Linked DNA regions of Homo sapiens: all the other regions are linked to region 3. A link is a contact called in ENCODE Hi-C or POLR2A ChIA-PET data. All regions are on one chromosome and are shown on one strand. The core of a region is the stretch at or near the end of the contact, and the rest is flanking DNA. Distances in the headings are between cores, read along the strand shown. Region 1 holds the start of SRPK2 (SRSF protein kinase 2). Region 2 holds the start of EFCAB10 (EF-hand calcium binding domain 10). Region 3 overlaps KMT2E (lysine methyltransferase 2E (inactive)).

Evidence for each region. A loop is a pair of places that touch in the nucleus more often than their neighbours do. ChIA-PET counts read pairs that join two places held with the same protein, here RNA polymerase II (POLR2A). Pooled maps may share reads with other maps.
Region 1: a loop to region 3 is called in a pooled map, with 2.3 times the contacts of the local background. The contact joins the promoter of SRPK2 here to the enhancer-like site in region 3. A Hi-C loop is called at or near these places in 6 of 50 pooled maps. POLR2A ChIA-PET finds 5 or more read pairs at or near these places in 6 of 52 experiments (BJ, K562, MCF 10A and 3 more).
Region 2: a loop to region 3 is called in a map with no recorded cell type, with 2.4 times the contacts of the local background. The contact joins the promoter of EFCAB10 here to the enhancer-like site in region 3. A Hi-C loop is called at or near these places in 8 of 37 single-sample maps with no recorded cell type and 6 of 50 pooled maps.

What each region holds. Positions count from the first base shown.
Region 1 is chr7:105,387,492-105,391,284 of GRCh38, forward strand. It overlaps SRPK2 (SRSF protein kinase 2), which reads right to left and starts at 1,430. Exons shown (of 16, transcript NM_182692.3): 1 at 1,300-1,430; 2 at 1,157-1,211. The coding sequence starts at 1,315. RefSeq lists silencers at 581-680, 781-900, 1,241-1,370, 1,401-1,470, 1,481-1,530 and 1 more.
Region 2 is chr7:105,579,153-105,582,779 of GRCh38, forward strand. It overlaps EFCAB10 (EF-hand calcium binding domain 10), which reads right to left and starts at 2,341. Exons shown (of 5, transcript NM_001355526.2): 1 at 2,206-2,341. The coding sequence starts at 2,311. It also overlaps the pseudogene YBX1P2. RefSeq lists enhancers at 1,733-2,245, 2,246-2,756.
Region 3 is chr7:105,111,204-105,115,267 of GRCh38, forward strand. KMT2E (lysine methyltransferase 2E (inactive)) reads left to right here. Exons shown (of 27, transcript NM_182931.3): 27 at 622-3,816. The coding sequence ends at 2,130. It also overlaps a transcript of SRPK2 not described here. Among named protein-coding and RNA genes, the nearest start is that of KMT2E, 99 kb to the left of the region's middle. Within about 2 kb of position 1,374, at least 3 of the 41 ENCODE cell types and tissues checked have a DNase peak (open chromatin) inside an H3K27ac peak, as active enhancers do.

The DNA of each region.
Region 1 (3,793 bases), core at 180-2,679, 280 kb after region 3:
TTACTCTAATGGTTTTTTCTTTTTTTTTTTTTTTTAAGGTATTTTTAAGTCACTATCCACATTTTGTGAAACTGAAGGACCAAGGCCAACGAGAAGGGGAAAAAAGTGAGCGTGCTGCGACGTACCCCTCAAAGGAAACAACCAAAAATGTTTCTGGATTTTATTAAAGATAATGCTGGATTCTCGTTCCCCACAGTACCAAAGATGCCACACAGAGTATTCTTGCTCAAAAGAGCGAAGCAATTAATCTAGAGGAAGAGATAACGATGTCGAACGCTGGTAAATCAAAAAAATTAGGAGAGAGGAGTGGAAAAGGAGAAGACGCGGCGGCGCTGTGCGGTCTCGGAGCAGCTCTCCAGGAAAGGGTTCTTGGGCAGCGGCCCCCCTGCTCGGGTGAGCGGCCAGGCTGGAGGTGGCCGCCACGGGCGCGTTTTCCACTCCGACCGGCTCCCGCGCACACGCCCACCGCCCTGCGCAGCCCGCGACCCCGGCGCCCGCAGCGCACCCAAGTCACGCTCAACCCGAGCGGAAAGTTTCGAATCCAAACCCGAGAGCCGAAACGCACAGGTCTCGGGGCTGAACTCGCGCCAGGAACACGCCCGAGGCAAACCACTTGACAACCAGCTTAGGTTCTCAGCAGAAAGGCCGACAGGCGGGGGCCGGGGAGGAAGGGGAGGCGAGACACACGCCCTCCCGCACACTCGGCCCCTCCGCCTCCTCGGCCCGCGGCTCAGGTGGGAGCAACGCAGCCGCTGCACTCCCGCAGCGGGCGGGCCGGAGCCCAGCGGCAGACGCCGGGGCCCCTTCCGGAAAGGGCCGCGACCCCCGGGCCAGCTCGCGGGCAAGGGACGGGTGCGCACGCCCTGCCCGGCGCCTTTCCGCCGGCCTCCCGCCCGCCGGCCGGTGGCGACCCGGGGCGGGAGGTCGCGGGGTCGAGGCTCCGTGATGCTAGGGAACCGGCCGCGGCCCGCGCGCCCCTCCCCCGCCGCCGCCCCTCCCCCCGGGCCGCCCGCCGGGGGCAGGAGCCGAGCGCCAGCGTCCCGGGGGACCAGCCCGCCCGCCGGCCCGGGGACCCGGACAACTTTCCCCTGCGCGGCCGCGGGCGCCCCCGACGGGGCGGGGGTGGGGAACGGGGACAGGCGCAGCGTGGACTCACTTTTTCGGATGTTTCTCTCTTTTCGGCCTCCGCTTTCGGGCCTGAATGGCCAGCACTGGGGAAGAGAAGACACACATTAACGGTCGGGCCGCCCGCCCGGGCTGGCCGCGTGGCGGGGAGAGGGCGCGCCGCGGGCCACTCACCTTTCCGGGAGCTCATTCCGACGCGGCGGAAGCGGGGCGGGGGGCTTCGCGACGGCGACGCGGGCGCCGAGACGAGCTGGGCTGCAGCCTCCACTCGCTCCGCCGGCCGGGAGGAGACGAGAACCGCGCCTGCGCCGCCGCCGCCGCCGCCGCTCCAGCAGGGACCCAGCAAGACCCGCCCCCGTCCGGCCCCGCCCCCGCCCCGCCCCCACCCGCCGGCCCCGGGGGTCGGGACCCCAGCGCCGCGCGCCCAGCGCCCCGCGCCCCCGCCCCACCCACCTGTGCAGAAGTGGCCGCCGCCCATGGCCGCGCTGGCCCTCGGCCTCCCCCACCCCAGCCCGCGGCCCGGGCCTCCGCCTCCTGCGATCCTGCGGCTGGCCCAGGCCGCCCGCCTCTCCCGGGCACCGGACCCGCGGGACCCTCCCTCCCCGCCGCGGCCTCTCCCCTCCGCACCCCGGCCGGTCGCGCCGCCCGCTGCTCCATGCGCCCGTCCTTGGCCGGCGCCTCCGCGGGTCTCGCACCACCTCTCTTCCCGCGGCCTCTTCTCTCCCTTTGCTCCTCTACATCCTTGCAACCCCATGAGCGCCGCTTCCTCCTCTCCGGCAGGCGTGGAAAGGGCACACGACCAAAAGCTGGGAAACCTGGGTCCGCGATTAGCGGTGTGACCTTGGAGAAGTCATTTTCTCTCCCACCTCTAAGTGCCCTCCAGGATTGCATGAGTTTAATGAAGGAAAAGATACAGATAGCATTCAAGGTAGGACAAAGGTTTTGCACATGAATTGAAACTCGCTTCCGTAAACACCAGGTGTATAACAATTCAAAACAACAATCACACCAAGTAGTTATTTTCTGCATCCTACAATGAGGAAACTGAGTCCCAACGAGGTTAAAAAGTTTAACCAGCCAGGATCGAAATTCAGGCCTGGCCGTCGACAAACCACCTTATCAGGCTGCCTACAAAAGATGTGAATCAAGTTGATAGTGACACAAAAAGATAACTGCAATGTTCTCTTATTTATGTAAATAATTACAATAGTTTTTGAAAGATACGCATTCTGACTATTAACTCCCTCATTGGTCACACAACTGTATCTTTGACAAGGTGGCTTACACTAAGGATGATAAATCAGAACGGGAAACTCTGCTTGGATTTTGAAGAGTCCTTAACTTTTTATATTCAAAAAAATATCAAACCCTATAGAAAAGTTACAAGGAAAATACAATTAACAGCCAAATTAACCCATATTCACCAATTTTTAACATTCTGCCACATTTGCTATCTATGTGTCTGTGTGTATGGTTTATTTTGCTGAATCACTTGAGTTTTTGTAGACACTGTTACCCTTTATCCCTAAATATTTCAGTACATATCTACTAAGAATAAAGATAATCTCCCACATAATCAGAATTCCATGATCACTCCAAGAAACTTTCATACTAATACAATGTAATCATCTGTAACATACAGGCCATATATATTCAATTTTGCAAAATATCCCAGTAATATCCCTTGTCGCTGATTTTCTTTTTTTCCCAATTAGTCTACCATTAAGGATCATCCGTTGCATTTAATTGTCATGTCTTTTTAAACACCTTTAGTCTAGAATCATTCTTGGTTTTGTGTTTTGGTTTTCTTTCTATTTATTTATTTATTTTGAAATGGAGTCTCACTCTATCACCCAGGCTGGAGTGCAGTGGCGCAATCTCAGCTCACTGCAACCTCAGCCTCCCGGGTCCAAGCCATTCTCCTGCCTCAGTCTCCCGAGTAGCTGGGATTACAGGCATACACCACCACATCTAGTTAATTTTTGTTTTTGTTTTTTTTTTTTTTTTTTTTTTTTTAGTAGAGACAGGGTTTCACCCTATTGGCCAGGCTGGTCTCGAACTCCTGACCTCGGGTCATCCACCCACCTCAACCTCCCAAAGTGCTAGGATTACAGGCCTGAGCCTCGGCACCCAGCCTTTTTTTGTTTTGTTTTGTTTTGTTGTTTATAACATTGACTTTTTTGAAGAATCCAGTTCCACCATTTTGCAGAATGTTCCCTGTTTTGGATTTGTCTGTTTCCCTATGATTAGATTCAAGTTAAACAATTTTGTTGGCTATACTATAGATGATGTTGTATTCATCTTAGTGCATCAAAATATGATGTCAGTTTGTTCCATTACTGGTGATGTTACAGTTAATTATTTCTCCAAGATACAGGTACCTTTTCCCTCTGTATTTAAGAAGTCTGTATGAAAAATGAGCAAAGGATTTGAATGGACATTTCTCCAAAGACATGCAAATGACCAAACTAGCATGTGACAAGAGAATTAACATCATTAGTTGTTAGGAAAATACAAAGCAAAACTATAATGAGCTACTACTTCACACCTACTAGGATGACTATAAAATTTATTTATTTATTTATTTATTTATTTATTTATTTATTGAGATGGAATTTCGCTCTTGTTGCCCAGGCTGGAGTGCAATGGCACGATCTCAGCTCTTCGC
Region 2 (3,627 bases), core at 1,091-3,590, 470 kb after region 3:
CTCTCAGGAAGCCACTAAAGGATATGCTCCACCAGAAGAAAGCGGTAAAGCAAGAATGAGGGATTACTGGCTGTGCCATAAAACAGGCTCTGAACACTAGAAAGGCGAGGAGTCGTCTTAGGATCAGAGTGAGGGGAAGCCGTGAATAACCACTGTGTAGCTATCAGTCCAGACTGGAGCAGGAAGACACACAGCTGGGGGTACGGGGTTTGGGTGGTGGTGGTGGGGGTAATTACCCAATGAATGCAAATGTAATGAGAGGACAGCTGTACTGTGGCAAAAGAGGGTATGGATGAATTAGTGATGATCACACAAATTTAAGCCAAAAATGTAAATATATTATTAACCAGGGAAAACAACAAGGGAAATATAATCAGCATACTATAAGGATTATAGATACTTGCCTAACAATATTAAAAATTCTGAATACTGAGGATATCAAAATTGTGATCTAAATTTATCTGGAAGATGGGTGTGAGTGGGAACAGGTGTATGAGGTGTGTGTTTAAGAAAGGCGCATTTTCATCTTCCACAGCATAAAGCTAGTATCTAACCTAGAGGGAAAAACATTAAGCAGCAGCAATATAGGCCTGTTATTTAGAAATCTCAAGATAAATAGCAAAGAATATTGCTAAAAGAGTTGAAATTATTCTGTGCAGAAGCTGGGGATAGCAACAGGAATGCTGTTATTATAAGCTTTGGAGTACTTTTCAATTTTTAAACCCCATACATCCACTTCAATAAAAATGAAATTTAAAAATAAATGTTGACAAATATTTTATATAACGAATGTAACATAATATATCCCTTGTTATGATGAAGAAAATTAACATTTGTCTTTATTTTTAGTTTTTTTTTTGAGAAGGTGTTTTACTCTGTCACCTGGCTTGAGTAGCAATCTCCGCTCAATGCAACCTCCGCCTCCCAGGTTCACGTGATCCTCCCACATCAGCCTCTTGAGTAGCTGGGATTATAGGCACGCACCACCACGTGCAGCTAAGTTTTTTTATTTTTAATAGAGATGGGGTTTTGCCATGTTGCCCAGGCTGGTCTATGAACTCCTGAAGTCAAGTGATCTGCCCACCACAGCCTCCCAGAGCGTTGGTATTATAGGCGTGAGTCACCGCCCCCAAGGAGCTTCACGAATAGCTGGGATTACAGGCATGCGCTACCACACCCGGCTAATTTTTTGTATTTGTAGCAGACACGAGGTTTCACCATGTTGGCCAGGCTGGTCTCAAACTCCTGAACTCAAGTGATCCACCCGCTTCGGCCTCCCAAAGTACTGGGATTACAGGCCTGAGCCACTGCTCCTGGCCTATTTTTTATTTTTATTTTTATTTTTGAGATAGGATCTCGCTTTGTCGCCCAGGCTGCAGTGGCGCCATCTCGTGCCCGGCCTTTTTTTTTCTTTCTAATATTTGTTTTAATACTTTAAAACAACTAGCAAGAACTCTGTCTCCTATACATGATATTGGTTGGGTGTTTTTTGGCAAAATTGGAATGTTTGGTATTTCCACTTCCTTACACAGAAGCAAATGGACAATTTTGGCATTTCGGACGCTCCATATGGAGGTCGGCAAATTACAATTCTGCACCCTGGGGAGGACATAAAACCATTTTCACCTAAATATAACTTTTAAATGACACACCACTCCCAAATTACAAAACGATTCAAATTTTGTAGGGGGTTCAGATGTGTAAAAAAAGTCAGGAAAAGCGATCCCCTCTAGAACATCTTCTATCCTACCCTATCAATTGTTTAGTTGCCAGATTAAAAACTTTGGCCGTGCGCGGTGGCTCACGCCTACAATCCCAGCACTTTGAGGCGCCGAGGCGTGCAGATCACCTGAGGTCAGGAGTTCGAGACCAGCCTGACCAACATGACGAAACCCTGTCGCTACTAAAAATACAAAAATTAGCCATGCATGGTGGCGGGCGCCTGTAATCTCAGCCACTCAGGAGGCTGAGGCAGGAGAATCGCCCCTGAGAATCGCCACCAGGAGGTGGAGGTTGTAGTGAAATGAGATCACGCCATTGTACTGCAGCCTGAGGGACTTTTATTGAAGGCCGCAGAGTTAATCAACAGCAGAAGGGCTCACGTGGCTGGGAGGCAGTGGAAAGCGAATGTGTAAGAGGGGGGTTTCGTGTGGGAAGCGAACCCCACATGGAGGTATGGCTGTACCGGGGCATGGGGGCCCTTACCCGGCCGAAAGAAAAGGAGGGCGCTGGTGAGGTAGCTAACCACCTCCTTGATCTGATGCTTTTCCAAATACTCCGCGGCTTGGAGCTCCCTGCTGCTGGTCTCCATCGCTCCGCGTCCCGCTGTTGCTAGGCGACTGCCTGGCGTCTCAGCCGTGCGACTCTGTCTCCCTCTACCCGGCGCGGTCACGTGACACGCCTGACTGCCCTGTGGCTGCGACCCGGACCTGGAATTTCTAGAGCTCACGGTTCAGGGCAAGCCTGGGGCATGTAGCAGGGCAGAGAGGGCAGGTGAGGTGTGGACCAACGTCACTGTCCGCGATCCAGGCTTAGGGCTGGGCCCAGGTGCCTTTTTCCATCTCTCTCTAGCACCTAGCTCGGTACTTGTTGATCCAATGATTAACAAGGCTTGAAGTGCTGGCATCACAACTCAGCATGAACTAATAACAGAAGGAACTTGTGCAATTTTGAGGGTGCCCAGTGGAGAGTTCTTTTTATTATTATTATTTAAGACCTTTATTAACAGGTGCTTGCAGTTTGTTGACTTTTTTGAAAAAATCAAGTTGTAAACTTTTATTACAAATTAAAAATAAAGTGCTTAAAAATCTCATCTTGACCAGATATGAAACAATTTAAAAACCTTTAAAGGCGTATTGAGAAAAACAAGGCTTTTTAAAAAAAACACGTTTGTTATTACCAAAAAGAGACATATTTAGGTAAAAATAATAAAAACCCCATGCTGCATAGATAATGCAGATAGTTCTATTTATCTGGTCAACGGGCAAAAAGCAAGCACTTAAGGTCTTCAGCTCCAATCTTTTGTTCATTTCTTATTGCTGGAATTTCATATTTCTTCTTGTTGGATGACTAAACCGGATGATGGTAGAGATGGTAAGCCGGCATTTACTCAGCCCCGCCCTGCTCAGCCTCGGGAGCAGACGAATTCTCAGCTGGTGGATTGGCTGATTTTGTCTCTTTGCCATCTTGTGATTTAGGGTTTTCTGGGCATCTGCGTTGGTAATTGAAGTTGCTGCGGTACCGACGTTGAGGTGGCTGCTGACCCTGGGTCTCATCTCCTTGATTTTATCTTCTTCATTGCCGTACTCTCTAGGCTGTCTTTGGCAAGGAGGGCCCCTGCGGAATCGTGGTCTATATCCCCGATACATATTCTGCCTCACTGGTCTACCTTGTTCTCCTGCACCCTGGTTGTCAGCACCCTCCATCACTTCTCCCTGCACAGGAGGGCTGGAATACTGTGGTCGACACCCATAGGGTCTCCGCATGTAGTAAGGTGGGAACCTTTGCCTGCGGTAGGGCCGGCATTGTTGGGCCTGGCCTTCGGGAGCATTCTCCGATCCCTCGGTCTTTTCCCCACTCTCACTGTTCTGGTAATTTTGCTGGTAATTGCGTGGAGGACCCCTATGA
Region 3 (4,064 bases), core at 124-2,623:
CATTTTATCATTTAAAAGGAATGACATCTTCATCCTGGTTCATGAAGATGTAATAATCTAGTATGGCATGTAAATCATTGGAAACTAAAGACAAGGAATGTGAGATTTATCTTTTTTTGATGATTGACATTTAAACAGTCTTATACTTGGTTTATTTATATCTGAACAGTGTACAAGGAAAATGAAAAGGTATTAAAAATCAAAATGGTTTGAGGGAGCAAGTTCATTTACCCAAATCAATTTATCCTTAGGTTGGGTATAGAAATTTCAATTATAAAATTGAAACTTGCTATTGGAGTTCTTCAGAGTGAGGCTCAAAAACAGGTTTCATTGCTTAGGGGTAAAAAGGCAGAGTAAAGTGAAAGAAAATTATTTCCTCAACTTGTCTTCAATAAAAATTAACCCAGAGAATTCACTTTAAGCTCACGCTCATAACTTTTTGGAACAACTGAAAAATATTGGCCTTTTAACATCCCAAGCCTCCATAATTGACGTATCCAGGATGTTATTTCCTGCCCCCCATTAAAATTAATATTTAGGTAGTATTAAATACCAACAAGAATAAACCTCAAGGTACACAAAATGTTCCTTGAATGTATATAATTTGTTTTCTCTTCATAGCCTGGTTCACCTGGATCTGTAATTCCTGCTCAAGCACACGGGAAAATATTCACAAAACCAGATCCCCAATGGGACTCCACAGTTAGTGCATCCGAAGCTGAAAATGGTGTTCACCTAAAAACAGAGCTCCAACAAAAACAGCTATCAAATAACAACCAAGCACTTTCAAAGAATCATCCTCCTCAGACACACGTTCGTAATTCATCTGAGCAACTTTCACAAAAGCTGCCTTCTGTGCCAACAAAGTTGCACTGTCCTCCATCACCTCACCTAGAAAATCCTCCAAAGTCATCCACGCCTCACACACCTGTACAGCATGGTTATCTTTCACCAAAGCCTCCTTCACAGCAGTTAGGATCTCCCTACAGGCCTCATCATTCACAGTCACCTCAAGTTGGAACACCTCAGCGAGAGCCTCAAAGAAACTTTTATCCAGCAGCACAGAACCTTCCAGCCAATACTCAGCAGGCAACTTCTGGAACATTATTTACACAGACACCCTCAGGACAATCTTCAGCAACATACAGTCAGTTTAACCAACAAAGTCTGAACAGCACGGCACCACCCCCTCCACCTCCTCCACCTCCTTCTTCGTCTTACTATCAAAACCAGCAGCCCTCTGCAAACTTTCAGAATTATAATCAGCTCAAAGGTAGTCTTTCTCAACAAACTGTGTTTACATCAGGACCAAATCAAGCACTTCCTGGCACCACAAGCCAGCAAACAGTTCCAGGACACCACGTGACTCCAGGGCATTTTTTGCCCTCTCAGAACCCTACCATTCACCATCAAACTGCTGCTGCCGTAGTCCCCCCTCCTCCTCCACCACCACCTGCTCCAGGACCGCACCTTGTACAACAGCCGAATTCCCATCAGCAACACTCTGTAGCACATGTAGTAGGGCCTGTTCATGCGGTCACCCCTGGGTCGCATATTCATTCTCAAACTGCTGGACACCACTTACCCCCACCCCCACCCCCTCCTGGTCCTGCCCCTCATCACCATCCACCACCCCATCCATCCACAGGACTCCAAGGTCTACAAGCACAACACCAGCATGTTGTAAATTCAGCACCCCCACCACCCCCTCCGCCGCCACCTTCCAGTGTTTTGGCTTCTGGGCATCATACCACATCAGCTCAAGCCTTACACCACCCACCTCATCAAGGACCTCCACTTTTTCCTTCGAGTGCTCATCCAACTGTACCACCGTATCCCTCACAAGCTACACATCATACCACTTTGGGACCGGGACCCCAGCACCAGCCTTCTGGAACAGGGCCACATTGTCCATTACCTGTCACAGGTCCTCATCTCCAGCCCCAAGGACCAAACAGTATTCCAACACCTACTGCTTCAGGGTTCTGTCCTCATCCTGGCTCTGTGGCCCTGCCACATGGGGTTCAAGGACCTCAGCAGGCATCTCCAGTGCCTGGACAGATTCCAATTCACAGAGCACAGGTGCCACCAACATTTCAAAACAATTACCATGGGTCAGGGTGGCATTAAAATGGACTCCAAAAACATTTTTTTAAATGTTCTGTAAGATAAACTGTATATTTCATATGTACCTGTTAAGGTACTTTTTAAAGCTTGTACATGAACCTTTGTATAAAAAACACCAGTGCTCTTTCGTTGTATTTTTCTCATTTTTGCTTTTTAAAATTCCTTTAAAAAATGTGCTGTTAAGCCAGTATTAGGTATCTTTATTTTGTAAGTGAACATTCCAGCTGTTTTTTTCTGGCAGATCTGATGCTGATTTGATGCTGTATGATCTTTTTTTTTTTTTTAGTTAAATTCATTTAGTGAATGTTCTATTATTTTATACATACACATTAAGTACTCAGCTAAGTAATGGCACTATGAGGATTTTTTTTTTCTTTCCTGTCAGCAGCAGTTCTGTGAATGCATCTTAGGTATAAAAATGCAATACAGATTTTTATATTTTGGTGTGGACATGGCTCATTTTGTTTTACCAGTTATTTGCAAGCAAAATGTAATTTAATGTATAGATGATTTCTAATGTCTCCTGACAAACTGTAAATACTGCATTTCTTTTGCGTATATAATTGCTTACAGCTTTTCTCATTTGATATATAGCATTGTACATATGACAAGTCTTTTGCAAAACTGTGTGATCTTTGTGAAAGTAGTACAGTATATGACCTTTAATTTCTTTTTTATTTTAAATATACTGTCACACTGAAGCACTGGTTGGGCATTTTAATTCATGTTAATAAATCACAATTATGTCAGTTTTACCAGATTGTCCTGTACAACTTCTAAGATCGGGATCTGTGTGTTTCTACAGAAGTTCTAGTTTTCAAATATAGATTGTAAGGAGCCTTCAATTTTCTTTAGCGACTACTACCTCAGCAACAGGAGGCAGCAAGGGGCTGTTCCTGTGGTGGTTTCTGTTTGCATTTTTGCAGGAGCCATAGGAAACTACTGAAATGATTGTGCTGGGTAAATTAAGGATCTGGCATCATACAAAATGAAGCCAGACCACTAATGCATTACAGTAGTTCTTGAATACAAGGTACAACAACTGTTTGAAAATATGGGTAGTTTGCCCAAAACAGGAAAATTTGTCTTGGGTGTAAAAACTAAAGAAAAAAGGCATTATTCCTAGATCTCTCAGTGAAATGAAAATGGCCTCTTAAGTGAACGTTTTTATTGCTAAAATATAAAATGCTAGTTAGTTATTAATTATTAATCTTCAAAAAATTAAAAATTTCCCAGCCTTTGTCTTCTACCTCTGAGGATTCAGTAAGTACATCCAATAATAATGATACTGTTTTATCAATCAACATATTTTTCATCATCCAATTACCTGACATAATTTGGCACAGGATACAAATTCTGTGCATCAGAGAAAGTAAACACTAAAATGACTGCGTGACCTCATTCAGTCATGTTTTTACACTTTGAACCTCTATTTATTTCCTTTTGAAAATTAGCTAATGATGGTACATTAACGCAGCTCACTTAGGGCTCAATCCTAATCACAGCTTCAAATTTTAGAAGAACATATAGGCCAAGTTTGCCATCCTCAATTTGTCCAACAAAATTCTATTTATGGTATTTAGTAAAGAAACATTTGTCTGAGAAGAAATGGTTTTACATCATCTATCCTGATAGTTTCAAACAGAATAAAGGTAACTAGCATGTGAAATAAAAATATTCTTCTTAAAAGGTTTGTCCTTCTAAGCATTTTAAATTCTTCACTGGCTTGAAATGTGCCTACTACAGAAATATGCATACAGAAGCTTTTGTGTGAACTGCAGAATCTTATACATTTTGATTCCTTGATGAAGTATATACTCTAAAATACAGTCTTCTACCAAAATTTCATTCAAGTTATTTAAAAGGGGGAGAAAAAAGGAGAATTTAGGAAATAACCTGAACTATGGATAGAAACTGAAGAAGTTCTCTACTCCAAT